2 separate regions of the Homo sapiens genome follow, and region 1 is linked to region 2. A link is an interaction called in ENCODE POLR2A ChIA-PET data of the cell type or tissue named here. Cell type or tissue: Panc1. All regions are shown on one strand.

Region 1 (8,000 bases), 54 kb before region 2:
TTCCAACATGGAGACTTTTTCTCTCTTGTGCTTTTCTATGTTCTCCAAATTGTTTATGATTTTAAAAAACTTAACTTTTTAAAAAGAGTCAACCTTTGGAAACACTGAAAGTGTCCTATAATTCAATGTCAGCACCTATCTGTTTCCTGTTTCCTCTAATTCATCTTATTTCCCCTAAACAGTAATGCTATGGGGCGGGGTGGCGGGTGGGGATAAGCCATCTACTACTTTTTTTCCTCGTTGTTTTGTTGTTAATACTCCTTCAGTATTGCTCTTTGTTCACTGAAATATGAAACAGTGGCTGAAATAGATCCAGCATCTTGCCAGTTACTAGAACCAAGAATGAGAGCAAACAATCACATGGTGTTTCCTGAGTTCCGGGAACTGTTCTAATAATGCACGTGTGTGTGTGTGCACGCGTGTGTGTGTGTATTTAAATTCTCACACAACAGCTCCATGAGATAGATCTTAATATCATGCCCCTTTTATGAATGAAGAAACTGAGAAGCCAAGTGACCTACCCAAAGTCACACAGCAAGTGCGTGTCCAAGCCTGGATTCAAGCACAGTCAGTGGCCCCAGAAGCTGTGCCCATCATCACCATGAGATGCCACTTCTACAAGGATGCAAGATGCACACAGTATGGCTCTTGTGTTTTCCATTCTTTGCCATTGCGCTATTTCAACCGAGGTCTGGGTTAAGTAAGAATTTTTGGGCTGACTTTGATCCTTAACTGCCATTTATAATATTACTTCTATAGAAAGAAATCACTACCCATTCTAAGCAACTGACCTTCAAATGAAATTTCTGAAAAGTCTATTTATAAGTTGGGGTCTGCCTGTTTATCTCCCAAGGAGATTAATGCCAAGGGAAAGACATGTGTTTCCATCCAAAAGAAATGTCTGGAAATTATTTGGCCTTTGGATCACCTCAGGCCATCCATCTTTAGCCAGGAGTTTACTCTGAAGACTCTTCATCAAGTGCTTAAACCATGAATAAAGACTCTTCGGAATGCTAACATCAAGTCACAGACATGGTTTTGGAAGCCCTAGAATTTTCAAATGGGCACACACATACTTCTGGGAAAAGAGTCCTTCTTGGCCACTTGGCACTCTTGAAGAGAAGGCAGAAAAGCATGAAAGCCGAGCATTTCCTGATCCTTTCAGAAGTAGATGAATGTTCAATGAAGATAAAATATTCTAGAAGAGAGAAAAGGCTGAAGGGCAGGAGAGATTTAAGCTGGCATAATTTTCATTGTTCCTAAATATATTCTAATATATGCTTGGATTTGCCTGCCAGAAGTAGACCACATAATCAACAGGTTGCAAAAAATTGCTTACTGAGCTATTTCAATCCAATTTCTAATAGCAATAGACAGAATACAATTTTGCTCCATTTCCCTTTCCAAAAGGTAAAGCTGTCAGAGAAGTTTACGTAAAAGCAATACAGCAATATCATACTGTATCCTTAGAAAAATGCATATTTGTACACATTTTCTCCTTCATCAGCAAGAGAAAATTGGGAGACTCAGAGGTAACAGGAGAAATCTCCCTAGCTGAGAATTAAATCAGGAAAACTAAAGATACAGTTTAAAAGCTTTTTATACAAAACCATCTCATTTGGAAAACCAAAACAAGCAACCATTCCCAAATTGCAAGGACATGAACCATGTTGTCACAAACTGGAAATTGTACAAGATTAGGAAATAACAAAATCTAATCTCATGGAAAAAGAAATCATAGTCATCTGAAGTTCCACAAAGAATGCTGTCCAGCTTTATTACTCTAAGGAAAAATTCTGAGTAGAAAGTAGTGACATTTTCTGGTCATGGCGATAAAGCTCCTTTACATGTGGTATACATTCAGTGAGTGTTTGAAAACAGATCCTATTATAGGCACATACTTTTGATACATGTGTTTAACACTGATTTAGTTTTTACACATAGCAGACTTGTATTACATCTGGTTCTCAAAGTTGAGAGATTCATAAATAATCTGCATATTGCGTTGTTGGTTCCTTTTGCTCTGTTTGATGAAAAGAAAGCGTGTTTTTACAAGGAGAAAAAGACTTTTTAATCATTCATCAGCTCTGTTAATAAGCACTCTAAATCCTAGAATGTGGGCTTAGATTTCCTGAAGACTTTAATGGCATAATATTTTACAATTATTCTTCACTAAGGTGTCATTTTATTGTATTGACATTTTTTTTTTGTTTCCATGTTTACGTCCAAAGATACTGATAACAGACTAGAACTATAGAACTGCACTTTCCAAGGTAATAGCCCCTGGACACAGATGGCTATTAAGCCCCAGAAATGTGGCTGGTCTGAATTCAAATACACTAGGAGAATAAAATACACACTAGATTTGAAGACTTAGTACAAAAAAAGAAGAATGCAAATCATCAACATCATAATTTTTATATCATTGACATGTTGAAATGATACTCTTTTGGATATACAGTAACATAGAAAATATATTTTTAAAATTCATGTTATCCATTCTCTATTCTCGGTCCTGTCCCCTGCCCCAGCAGGCTGACCTCTGAGGACTGAGTCCCCCAGGCTTCCTTGATGGCAGGTTCCTGGTTGAGTTCAGCCAATGGGTGGCCCTGGCAGAAGATCTGAGTGTGAGAAAAAGGAGCAGGCAAGGCAAGCCTTTACTCTTCTCCCCTCCCTACCTTAGGTCCATGTTTCTTAGAGAAGCTGGGCGTCACGGTGACAACAGCTCTAACTTGGTGGCTCCTGCTCCGGGACTCCACCTTCCCTGGGCTCTGAAAACACAGTGTCCTGCTTCATCACTTAGGGAAGTAACACTTCCCACTGTTACTATTCTCTGGGTGCCTTGTCACCCTTGGTTGGTTTCCTTAGCCCTGCCACTCTTTAGTTCATCCCTGTATTAAAACCTATTAATGCATTAGGCTTTTATGCATTAATAGGTGCATTTGAAGCACCTGGGGTGAATTCTGCCCCCTGCTGGGACCCTGCCTGATACACAAGCCCATTCTTTTCTCCTATATAACAGTAGAAAAAGCCAAGATCCAAGACCCACGAACAAGATATCTTAGATTATGTTAAAATGAGTTTAATGCATTGAAATCAGCATATGTACTCTTTCTTAGTGATCCAGGAGCTCCTTGGTGACACAATAAAGCCAATATGATTTAAACCCTGCCCACAGTGGCCAAGCCACCCTCTCACTTCAAGAATGTGAGCAAATGAGGAAAGTCCACAGAAAACAAAACTGTGCAGCTGAAATAGTGCCCACAGAGCTACAAACACAGTGTTTGAGAGTTTAGAAGAAGAAATGTATGGATGTGGTCTGCATTTCCCACTCAGTCCTGCAATCATTTTTCTAGTGAACAGCAGGAAATGTGAACATTGGCTAGAGCATAAAATCTGGGTATCACGCAAGGTGTTGCAGATCTGTAGTCCTGGCTACTCAGGAGGCTGAGGGGAGAGGACACCCTGAGTCCAGGAATGCAAGGTTGCAGTGAGCAGTGATTGCACCACCGCACTCCAGCCTAGGTGACAGAGTGAGACTTCGTTTCTAAAAACAAAACAAAATACTGGCTAAGGCAGTAGCAGGTGGTCATAATAATAAGTGTAGCTAATGACTATCTAGTATCTCCTATTTGCCTAACATTCTGCTAAATACACAACTATTGCTGTCACTTCTGAACAGTACTTGTCATTTTCCAGGTACTTTTTGTAATAACCACTTTACCTCTATAAGTTATAATAACCACTTTATATATATATATAACCACTTTAACTCTATAAGTTATAAGTAAATTATATAATAGATATATAACCACTTTAACTCTATAAGTTATAAGTAAATTATGTAATATATATATAAAACCACTTTAACTCTGTAAGTTATAAGTAAATTATATATATATATATATAATCACTTTAACTCTATAAGCTATAAGTAACTCATATGATTCTCATAACAACCTTAGAGAAAAATACTATGGTAGTCTCCATTTTACAGATGCAAAACCTGGGGTGCAGATTTTAATCAACTTGCCCAAGGTCCCATAGACAATAACTGCTGGAACTGGAGTTTGAGTGAGGCAGCCCAGCCCCAGAGACTTCATTCATGGCCATTATGCCCTACACCTTCTCGTAGGCTGAGTTAATCTTCACAACACCCCCATGAAGCTCTGAGGAGAGCAGAGGTTCAGAATTGCTTCCCAAACTCAGCCAAGATCATGAGACTAGTCCCCATGACACTATACGGCCTCCCAAATAGACGTGGAAAATGAACTGGGGCCAAACTGTAGAGAGCTTGGATGAATAGTTTAGTGCAAAGATGAATACTGTAGTCAATCTCTCCTTACTCCTTAACTTCGCTCCTCTTCATTGTCCCCCATGCTTCGTGCTCTGGGTAAGCCACCCAATCATTATCTTTGACTCCTTTTCCACATCTCACTCCATTATCTGCCTTCCTCTCTCTAATAGTTTACCTTTCTTCCTCATCTTCCTGCATTCACTTCAACAGTACCAGACATTTCACAATTGGCCAACTGTTATCCACTTTCTCCATCCCTACCTTACATGTGGAAGAATGGAACTAACCCCAACAAGCTTCATCAGCCACCTTTGATTTTCCTAAGCCAATCAGCAGGGCTTATCTACCTATTCACAGGAATTGGTTCAGGGACAGACCTAGCCGACTGCTGGAGCCAGCTCCCAGGGGCTTCAGAGAGTCCACTGCAGGCCCCTCTACCGCACGCTGGGTCCAGGGACATCGCATTGGTAGTTTGAAATCAGCCATGGTGAGAGAGTTTATGCCATAAAAATCAAACGCTGCATGTCAGGGTTTTTTTTTTTTTTTTTTTTTTTCATTTTTACCTCTTTTTCTTTTTTGAGAGAGACAGACAGGGAGAGAGCATTGCTAGACATTCATCTGTACACTACCTGGATGAACAAGACCTAATTTAGGTCCATGAGACGTGAGGAGATATTTAATCAGGGTTTGGAGAAACCATGGAAGAAGAGTCTATTCTTTTGTGTAGGGAGAGTTATAAAGAAATTGGATGTGAGACTACTAAAGCCATTTTGGCCATCAAAGGACCTAACCAGAGGACAGAGTTGACACACAGAGAAGAGATGCTCTGAAAGGATCAAAGAGGTCTGGAGTCAGAGCGCTGAGGGTGTGGACTTCTGAATCCACCCCCAAAGCCCGTATGCCTCTTCACTCTTCAGTTAAATGAGCCAATAAAGTCCCTGTTTTAAAACCAGTTTGAATTGGGATTTTTATGGCCATCAATTGAAAGATGTTGTGGGGATACACAGAGTTATGACTTAGGAGCAAGGCCACCCCTATTGCAGAAGCCCAGGGGCACGATTCACTTTGAAGTCTTTGTAAGGGGGAGTCCTTCCTTGGAGCCGGCAGGGCCCAGCCTGTGCAGCCACATGTGGCAAATGTAATGTTATGCCTAAGAAACAGCCTATTCCCCTCTATCACTCAGCAGGAAGCCCAAATTCCCTGCTAGTACCCCACTGATTCCTTTTATTTCACTGCCGATTTTCATTCATCTCTTATTACCCTGCTGCATGTAAGACACCATTGCCCTATTTTTATTTTTTCACTTCTTCCAACAGCCAACTTTTACTGTTTTTTACCCTTATTCTCTGTCTTCTATAGCCTTTGGGAATTCCTAAAAAGAATAAACAGATTTTTAAAATCCAGGCCAGCTCCATCGATTAATCAAAGTTTTCCCGTCAGTCTTACAAGCATTTATCCTGTTATTTTGCTTTCTGTTCAACCCATGTTGACCAAGCTGGCTCATTCATCATCCGCCAAATATGTCCAACAAGTATGTGTTTCAGCACCTTTGTGTGTGATGTTCTCCTTGCCTTGAATTCCAAGATCCTTTCATCTTCCCATATTGAAATCTCGTTTCCAGCAATTCCCAATTCAAATCCCTCCCCCTTATGATTGTCTTACTCCAATATTATCACAAGAAACAGACTTTTTTCGCCAAAAAAAGCTAAATGTATTTAATAAAAAAAATACAGGGCTAACTCACAGAACCTAAGGCATAAAATGCAGCCAGGTCTCATATGAAATTGGAGTAAGAGAAACCAGAAAATCAGGAATGGAAGTTACTCTGTCCATCTCTGAAGCACCCCGTTCTCACTTGTCTGCTTCTCTATTCATATATGTTTCATTGTTGTTGCTCTCTTCTCATCCGCTCTCTGGATTTTGCATATATCTGGTGGTTTATTTGTTTCATCGATTCCAGAGTCCAGTGGAAACAGAGTAGGTTCTCACTATGTCTCAATTTCAAATGTCTTGGAGGAAAAGCTAATAGCCAAACCAAGCCAATGGGTTGTTTTCCCCTGGGGGTGATGTCCACTCCGTGACAAGTCAACTGTGAAAGAAGGTACATGACTACATGGCACCTTTGACTGTTCCTTCCAGGGACGTGGAAAGATCAGACTCTCTAAAGAGGAGGTGTAAGGGCATGGAAGAAGGGATTGGCATCCCTAATATGGTAATCGTGCCTTACAGAGTGATTCCACATCCCCTACTTCTTACTACACTTATCTAATACTGTTGTAACTTAGATTCATGCCCTACTTTCCCCACTAAGGTACTAGGAACAGAAACTAGTCTATCTGCATCTTATGTAAGGATCACTATTGTAGTTGGATTTTCCAGAAAGCAGACTCCGAGATATAGGTTAGCATGCAGAATATTTATTAAAGAACATCTTTGGTATCAAGTTCTGTAGAAGGAAGGGGAAAAAAGCAGGAATGGTCAGAAGGAAACTGTGAGCAAATTCATGACAATGAAGTCCAAATCCAAATGACAGCCTCAGCCTACCCTATGGGGAGCTCCGGAGCAAACTTAGCATTGTCCTAGTAAGGCTGAGATCACCAGGCCTGCATCCTGCATCTACCAGTCACTGGGTGTGAACTCTACCAGGGATGGGGTCATGTATTTGGGTGAGGGGTCCTTCTGCAGCTGAGGCAATCTGGAAGGGCTAACAGCTGGATGCTGGGTGCTGACAACAAGCTCAGCAGCTGCAGCAATAGGTATTTTAATGAAAGGGGGTCTGGATGGCACACCACAATGATCACAAAGATGACTGCAGCCACCATTGTGCCTTACACAATGCATGTGCTTACACAACTGTTAGCTACTTCAAAGCAGCGGTGGGGGGGGGGAGAATAAGAATAATTGTTAAATGAAAGAGTAGAATTGATTTTTTAAAAAATCCCAAGATTTGAGGCTAGCAATGTATACAAATTCCACATCTGCCTCCTACTTTGACTTTAAACAAGTTACCGAGCTTCTCTGTAACTTCCCTTCACTCCCCTGAGATGATAGCAAATATGCTCCATGCATGTCTGTCCCTAATATTTGTGTGACCCAGAGAAAGAATACAAATGAGGTTCCCACCCCACGTTTGTGTGTAGCTTCTCAACCCACATGCCCAAGTCCTGTTCACGCTCTTTCCCCAGCACGCCTCTTAATAGCAGCTCCTTGGATCACTCTGCCAAACAGACCTGGAAAAGAGGCCCTCGCAGTCTTTGGAAATGGGGTTGAGGCCATTTGCTTAGGGAACCTAATACCCCAGTGTCTGAAGTGGAGTCTAGAAAGAGCAGCACAGCTCTGAGTGCGACTCCCCTGGGCCCCAATTTCTTCACTTCACAAGGAGAAGACTGGGATGCTGAAGTTAAAATAGGTCCCCCAGGCCAGGCGCGGTGGCTCACGCCTGTAATCCCAGCATTTTGGGAGGCCGAGGTAGGCAAATCACCTGAGGTCCAGAGTTCGAGACCAGCCTGGCCAACATGGTGAAACCTCGTCTCTGTTAAAAGTACAAAAATTAGCCGGGCGCCTGTAGTCCCAGCTACTCAGGAGGCTGAGGCAGGAGAATGGAGTGAACCAGAGAGGCGGAGCCTGCAGTGAGCCGAGATCGCACCACTGCACTCCAGCCTGGGCGACAAAGCGAGACTGTGACTCAAAAAACAAAAACAAA
Region 2 (8,000 bases):
TAAAGACAAAGAGGCGCCCACTGGATCAGGAAACATGGAGGTCCCTGGGGCCCTTGACAAGGCCGTTTCAATCACATGTGAGAGGCAGAGCTGTGATTTAGAGGGTAGAAGAACAAATATGGGGCATGGGGGCACGTGCCTGTAGTCCCAGCTACTCGGGAGGCTGAGGCCGGAGAATCGCTTGAACCCGGGAGGTGGGGGTTGCAGTAAGCTGAAATCGTGCCACTGCACTCCAGCCTGGGTGACAGAGCAAGACTCTGTCTCAAAAATAAATAAATAAATAAATAAAATTTTAAAAAAAGAACAAATATGGCAGGGAGTGACTGAGCAGAGGCAGCATGTATGAGAAAACCTTTTGGGTGACATTTGGCTACTAAAGGTAAAAAGGAGGGGTTAGGCTCAAGGAAAGTCTCTCTCTTTTTTAATGAGATATACCTACTGTTTGTCTTCATCAGTGGTGCGTTGGTAAATGCTTAACAATGGGCGCTCAGAGGGAAAGCTCTGTTGTGTAGCATTAGCCAGTCTCTGCAGTGTAAATACTCTCACGGGGTATGTAATTTCAAGCTATACATGTGAAATCACTGGATGTGGACTTGGGAAGAGATGCTCAGAATCGGCTCCTGCAAGCCAGTACCACCTGGCTCCAGCACAGCTCTGCTGTTGATGTTTGCATTTTAGGGGCATCATCTGGTGGAGAGCAAGGGATCTGCAATACAGGGCATAGAGCCCTTGCAAAGGATAGAGTGGAAGGGATTCAGAGGACAAGAGAGAGTAGGAACATTCCTCCATTGTAATAGGAGATAAAAGGAAACAGGTGCAAATGTAAATGTTGACAGAATTCCCATCCGTCCTTTTTCTTCATAAAGAAAGAGTCAAGATCATCAGCTAAGAGAGGCAGGGGCTCAGAAATTTAAGCTTAATAGAAAACATTTGCAATCTTTATTACACATGGTGGGACATTGAATTGGATTTTTATTTTACAAGTATGGTACAATTTTCATAATGAAACTCTAAGCTATTTGAGGGCAGAGACTGTCTGATATTCTCATTTGTATTCTTTGCATCGCCTCACACTGTATTATACACATGATTAGGATCAAGAAATTCTTATTCATTGACTGACCTTGAAATCTGGGGTTAAGATCTTTTTCTGGGATGAAACCGACATATTTTATAAACTCACCACTCCCTGAGCACTCATTATTAGACTTCAATAATATAATCTCCATGGTGAAAATAAACATAAAAATTGAACTTAACGGCAGGGCGCAGTGGCTCACACCTGTAATCCCAGCACTTTGAGACGCCAAGGCGAGCGGATCACGAGGTCAGGAGATCGAGACCATCCTGGCTAACACGGTGAAACCCCGTCTCTACTAAAAATACAAAAAAATTAGCCAGGCGTGGTGGCAGTCGCCTGTAGTCCCAGCTATTCGGGAGGCTGAGGCAGGAGAATGGCGTGAACCTGGGAGGCGGAGCTTGCAGTGAGCTGAGATCATGCCACTGCACTCCAGCCTGGATGACAGAGTGAAACTCCGTCTCAAAAAAAGAAAAAAAAAATCGAACTTAACTACCAATTTGGGATTTCTTAAAAGAGCTTCCTCAGCATTCCAAATTCACTCTTGGGTGGTAACCTGTACCCTACTACTTTGCATTCTAGCTTAGTGGTACAGAAACCCTTTAAACAATTTTTTTTCCCTACTCCATGGCTGAATTCTTATGCCACAGCTTCCCTCATTTTGCAGGGGAAGAAGGATCTCACTGACCTAAGCCCCAACTTCACCTTTGCTACTTCTGCTTGTCATCACCCAGATACCATAGCCCCCTCATAACACACAGAAGCCTTTCCACTTTACTGTCTGTCCTCACTCTGCCCACTTCTTTAATATGCATGAAGGGCGGGACTTTATGTGCTGGGCGAGTCTGAGGGGCTCTGCCCTAGGATTCCAGAGAACACCCATCACCCCACTGCCACCACCCTGAGAATATACCATTGCTCCCTCCTTTATAGTTGCTGTCTTTTTGTATTTCATATCCAATAGACTATATTCTTTTCATATTTCTGTAGACTTTTTATCATCCTCAATCATTCATCCAACAAATATTGTCTTTTTGTGCTAGGCTTTGTGGGGAATACAAAAATAAGAGAGACTTACCTTTTCTTGTCTCCCACACAAAGACCATAGCCCAAACTCTTCATGCCTCTTTGAAGCATATGTAGCAGATGTCTGTGAAGCACCTACTGTGTGTGCCAAGGCCTGTAACACTCATTTTATGTGTATTATCTGATTGGTCCCTAAAAGCTGGTCCATGAGCCAGTACATTTTATATGGTCTTTTTTTCTGGTCTGCAACGTATTAGAAATAAATGTTGCAAAAAGCCAAATATACCCATTTTAAAAAACTGTTTCATGTTCCAAAATTATGTCATTTCTACTTTTATTAATAACATAATGCCTGTTTATTATATAAGAGTGGCAGATTTGATCTGGCATGTTTGATTTTCTTTTTTACATTCTTAGTTGGTAAAATGAAGGCAATCTTAATGTGGGTTTCCAGTGTTAGTAAGAACCCTTTGATTGCAAGTAATACAGAACCCGACAAACTGGCACACAGAACTGAATTCAGGTAGAGGACCTTCAAGCAGAATTAGATCTTGAAGTTCATGATGCTCCTGGAGCTCTGGCTCCTTTTTGAGGATATTTTCTCCACTTATTTGCCCATCTCTTTTGTGACAACTTTAACCCCAGGCTGGGTTCTCACTGTAGTAAAAGAGCTGCAGCCAATCCAAGCCTCAAATAAGTCCACTACGCTGCTCAGAGAAGGTGAAAGGGCTTTTGTTGCTGCGCACCAAGCAAAAGTCACGAGGTTTACTTCAGTGACACCAGCTGGGTCCCCTGTCCACGCACAAACAAATCACTGTGGCCATGGGAACTCTGCAGGATGGAATGTCCTCCCCTGGGAAGAACATGGGAGAGAGGCAGACATTCTTTCCAGTTGAAGCAGGGAGGTAACTGACAACACCCACAATAGCTAACAGAAAGTTGGAGGTGCCAGAAGCCTTCGAGTGCTTTACATAGATGATCTAATTTAATTCCCACAGACACAAGAAGAGGGAGATTTTATTAGGAACCCATTTCCCAGGGGAGGACACTGAGGCTTGCGGATGAAAGGTAACTTGTGTAAAATCGTAGGGTTGAGAAGACTAGAATTGTCAGGGCTCAGAAACCAATGCTTTAAATTATGGTGCTTTGACATGCTGAGGTGAGGAAGGTCTCTCTGACCTCCCCCATTCCTGTCTCTCAATCCTCCGTCTCTCCCAAAGCACTGAATGAAGTTCTCTGAAGTTCCCCTATCTGCCTAAAGCCCAGACCTGGCAAAGAATAAAACAATTACCTCTCGTCCCTTCCCTGAGTTTTCAACTGACCTCATATGCAGGAAGAAAGACTGAAGTCTGTCAACACACCTGGATGGACTTTTGTTACAAACCATTGTCTGGGCTGGAGGCCCAAAGACTCTGTTCCAGGCCACTGTATGTTCTTCAAGTTCATTTAATTCCCCTAAAAATCACTTACTACCCCCTTAAAATCATCCGTATTTCCCCATTACTCTTTCCCTAGGAAGTAATGTATATAATGTGAACCCAAAATACCTGAGACAGGTTCCAGTCAATTTAGAAAGTTTGTTTTGCCAAGGTTAAGGACAAGCCCATGACACAGCCTCGGGAGGTCCTGATGACACATGCCTAAGGTGGTTGGGGTACAGCTTTGCTTTTATACATTTTAGGGAGATGAGACATCAATCAATATGTGTAAAATGTACATTGGTTTGCTCCAGTAAGGCAGGACAACTCAAAGTGGGGACTTCCAGGTTAGAAGTAGATAAAAGACAAAAGGCTGCCTTCTTTTTTTGTTTGTTTGTTTTGTTTTGTTTTGAGACAGAGTCTCACTCTGTCACCAGGCTGGAGTGCAGTGGTGCGATCTCAGCTCACTCCAATCTCCGTCTCCCAGGTTCAAGCGATTCCCCTGCCTCAGCATCCCAAGTAGCTGGGACTACAGGTGCCCGTCACCACACCCAGCTGATTTTTTTTGTTTTGTTTTGTTTTTGTATTTTAGTAGAGACGGGGTTTTACCATGTTGGCCAGGCTGGTCTCAATCTCCTGACCTCGTGATCTGCCTGCCTCGGCCTCCCAAAGTGCTGGGATTACAGGAGTGAGCCGCAGCGCCTGGCCAAAAGGTTGCATTCTTTTGAGTTCTTGATCAGCCTTCCACTAAATACACAATTTAGCCTGGCTTGGTGAATCTGCCTTTTTACATAAACAATATAGCAGAGGAAGCAATCAGATATGCATTCATCTCAGGCGAGACTCAGAGGGATGATTTTGAGTTCTGTCTGTCCGTTGTCCACAAGGAATTTCCCTTTAGGCAAATTGTGAGGGTTATCTGTAGCTTCTTATCTCTGTAGCTATCCGATTTAGGAATAAAATAGGAGACAGATTTGCCTGGCATAGTTTCCAGGTTGATTTTTCCCTTGGATTAATGATTTTGGTCCCAAGATTTATTTTTCTTTCACAATAAGCATCTGTACCACTTTGGAATATTGGATAATCACTCTATGATTTCCTTCTTATGCATGTTAATAAGTGCATATGCCTTTGCTCCTATTAACCTGCCCCTTGCAGGCTGATTTTCTGTGATCTTTCAGAAGGTGAAGGAGAGTTTTCCACTGACCCCTATAGAATCCAACTGCATCTACCCCAGAGCTCTTGCTCTTGCCTACCATCCTGCTTTCTATACTGCTTCTAGGCTGGTGCATCTGCAGCTGTTTTGTCACTAGAAGAAGACAGCTTGCCTAAGAACAAAATCAATCAAGCCAAAGCCAAAAAGCAAGAGAGAAGAGAAATCAAGTCCTGACCATTTCATCTGAACTCATAGATTGAACCATGCATGAAGCTAAAACTACCTCTACATGAAGCTAAAACCATTCATGAAACTAAACCGTGCACACATGAAACTATGTATAAGGCTTATTACACATGAAGCTAAAACCATCTCTGGACTAAAACATATAAGGCAATAAATTTTTTGTTTCTGCAAGTTTAAGCTTTCTATTATTTGCAAGAGAAAAAACATACAGTTAAGAAATACAAATATTTCAGAATAGCACTTTAGAAATTCTACACCAAATATATTGCAGGAACCAATATTACATGGATCAGGATGGCTAACCTATATAATGTGATCTTTTTTAACATTATCTAACATATGCTGCAAATAAAATATTTTTTAAAAAGAACAAAAATATTATAAACAGCATAATCAACCAGCATGTACAAGTTATCATTGAAGCTTCATTCCCCGTATCTTAGGGATGCTTTTATATTTTGGTAAAGGATGCTCAGCAGCCAGATATGTAAGGCAATATGATTCCGTCATGCTAGTAAATCAGAGCAAAGATCAGCATTCCTTGTTAGAATGTGATGTTTCTAAAGAGAGATCATCTCCTTGAAAGAACCATGCAATGCTAATGTTCATACAGAAATGCAAGAGCCTGGACGTGATTGCTATGACAAAAAGACTCTCACTTCAAGATGATGTGGGATCTCTCAGTGGGGCACCAGGGGTGTGTACACACGAGAAAATGAAAACAAAATGATTCATACTAAAACCAGTCAATGGGATGCAGATCTATTCATTTTAAGCTAGGGTCCAGAATTTCTAACAGTCCTGGTCTTGCTCTGAATTGTGGACTAACTATGATGTCACAGTCTCTCCCCTAAACTCCTCTTCCTTTCTAACCTGCCATCTATACCCCCAGGGTTTCCCCTTACTGCAGCTCCCCTAAGACTGATATGGACACTACAGGAGAGACCAAGATAGGCCACTGGTAAAGAAACCTCAGTCCTGGTCGCATTTGGTCCTGAGTTTATTGTCCTGTGGAGCCGGGATGCTGAATTGATATTCTGATGTATGGGGGCAGGGAAATTATGCATGCGGGAACTATAGTAATTATGTTAATTGAGGAGACCTCTTTGTTGTGGGATTTCCAGAGCAAGAAGCAGCTTGTGTCAGAGATTTACAGTAGAAGTCCTAAAAATAAGACCCCCAGGTGTGCCCCAGGGGGTGAAGAAAGAGGTAGCTGAGAGGTTAATGTGGGAACAAAGAAAATGTACTGGAATCAAGCATTAACAAGCTACAACATAAGGTCCAAGACTGTGAATCTCATGAATAAGGAGGAGGGGGTTGAGGGAGGGGAGGCAAGAATGCAAAAAGCTCTGCAAAAAAGCATCATCTCTGGAAATTCATGCGTGAACAAAAACGGTCCAGCCAGAAACTGATTTTAGACGGCTAAGAAAATAAAGGCAGAGCAGTTGCTGATCAGAAAGCAAGTCAACACAAGTCAAGGCAGACGGCACTGAGGGGGTGTTGGTGAGGCCTCTGGTGCTGTGTGTCCAGGCAGGGGATAGACCTCCAGATTCGAACAGATGCTGTGCCCAGAAGAAGCTGGGGCGCCTAGAGAATGAAGAGTGCGCTCTCTCCCTCTCTCAGTGGTACCCCTCGAATGGCCCACACGAGAAACCTAAGAAGGCTCTGTTAAACCTAGGAACACAGCCAGCTGAGGCATTTCTCCAGACTCCTTCAGGCCAAGGGAAGAAACTGTTCTATTTTATTTTTTCTCTGCCGTGTGTTCTTTTGCTACGTAAAATGGAGGCAAAACAGAGAGGAAATGGGACTACTGGTTTACCCAAATTAACCTATAGCTGAAAAGACATCTTCTCCTGACCCAGAAATGAGGAATCACTTTTTTTTTATTTCCAAAATCAACCCTTCTTTCTGTATAGGAACTTCTCCTTGTGTCTCACAACCGTCAAGGTATAATCTGTTTCTGAAGGTAAAATAAACAAATGAACGAAAACACTCTGTATGAATGGAATTGCCACCTCCAACTTCATTCATCTCTGGTTTTCTGCCTCCTTTTATGGCCATGTGTCTGCAGTGAGCAGGTCATATCCACTCCCACCTTTTTCTCGCCATCTCTTTCTCCTTTATCCTGAGGATCATGACTCCCACCCTCACCTCTTTATTGAAACTGCTTCAAGATGCCTCTGATCCCCTTATTAAATGCAGTCAGTGTCTTTCCGTGGGTCCATATTCTTCTTCACTATCCTGTAGCAATCAAAAGTGTTATCTGTGATCCCCAGTCCTCAGAACCAAGTTTCTTTGGCGTCAGCGATCCATTGGGGCTGTAGTTCTCTAACTACTTAGCAACTCTCTAAGTTATTGGTAATGGCTTTCACCTGGCATCCACATCAGAATACCCTGGGGGCTTGTTATAAGGCAGATTGCTAGGCCCCAGCCCTACAGTTTTGAGTCAACAGATCTGGGTGGACCAGCTCAGAAATTGCAAATCAAACAAATTTTCAAGTGATGCTGTTGTATCTGGTCCAGGGACCACTCTTCAAGCACCACTGCTCAAATAGCTGTCAGCATAGGGAGTGCATTAAAGTTGTCTGGGGCTGAGCCATATTTTAAAATATGCCTGGCCCCAGTACAGACCAATTAAGTGAGAATCTCTGGGATGGGGCCTGGGCTGTCCCTGTGGTTCTGACATGAAGTCAGTGTTGACAGTCTGCATTTGGCTCCTTCCTTAGTTCCACTTGGTCATGCAAACTTCTATGGTGGCCAGCGTCAGACTCAGTCCCTCTTATCTTCGCCCTTCAAGCTTGGTATTCTCTCCCTCCCAGCAGGATATTATAAGGCCTGACCTAACACAGTGGCTATGGAAAAAGAGACAAGGTCAGCTTTAAAAGGTATTTGGAACCCGGAAGTAACTCTACTTAGTGGCCAATCAAATAAGAGCACTGAAAGAGAAAAATAATTCACTTATTTAGTAGTAGCTACAGAAATAATATTTGCACTTTTCTCAAATACTGGAAAGACCGCAATCAACATCCACCCAATAATCTTCACAAATATCATGCCAAGACCTGTGTCCACCAGC

What was found. Peaks named below come from ENCODE experiments on the same cell type or tissue, not always from the same donor. Only the 100,000 strongest peaks of a DNase experiment are listed, where the experiment ranks them.
Region 1: POLR2A ChIA-PET joins it to region 2 with 17 read pairs; 3 of 35 experiments call an interaction of 5 or more read pairs at or near these places.

Annotation. Positions count from the first base shown.
Region 1 is chr17:15,026,709-15,034,708 of GRCh38, forward strand. CDRT7 (CMT1A duplicated region transcript 7) reads left to right here and starts at 4,267. Exons shown (of 3, transcript NR_033371.1): 1 at 4,267-4,393; 2 at 4,508-4,784; 3 at 4,887-5,249. The region is part of intron 1 of LOC101928475 (a long non-coding RNA gene); the gene reads left to right. In Panc1, no CTCF peak of the experiment used is centred here; no DNase peak of the experiment used is centred here.
Region 2 is chr17:15,080,491-15,088,490 of GRCh38, forward strand. No RefSeq gene overlaps it. Among named protein-coding and RNA genes, the nearest start is that of CDRT8, 22 kb to the right of the region's middle. In Panc1, no CTCF peak of the experiment used is centred here; no DNase peak of the experiment used is centred here.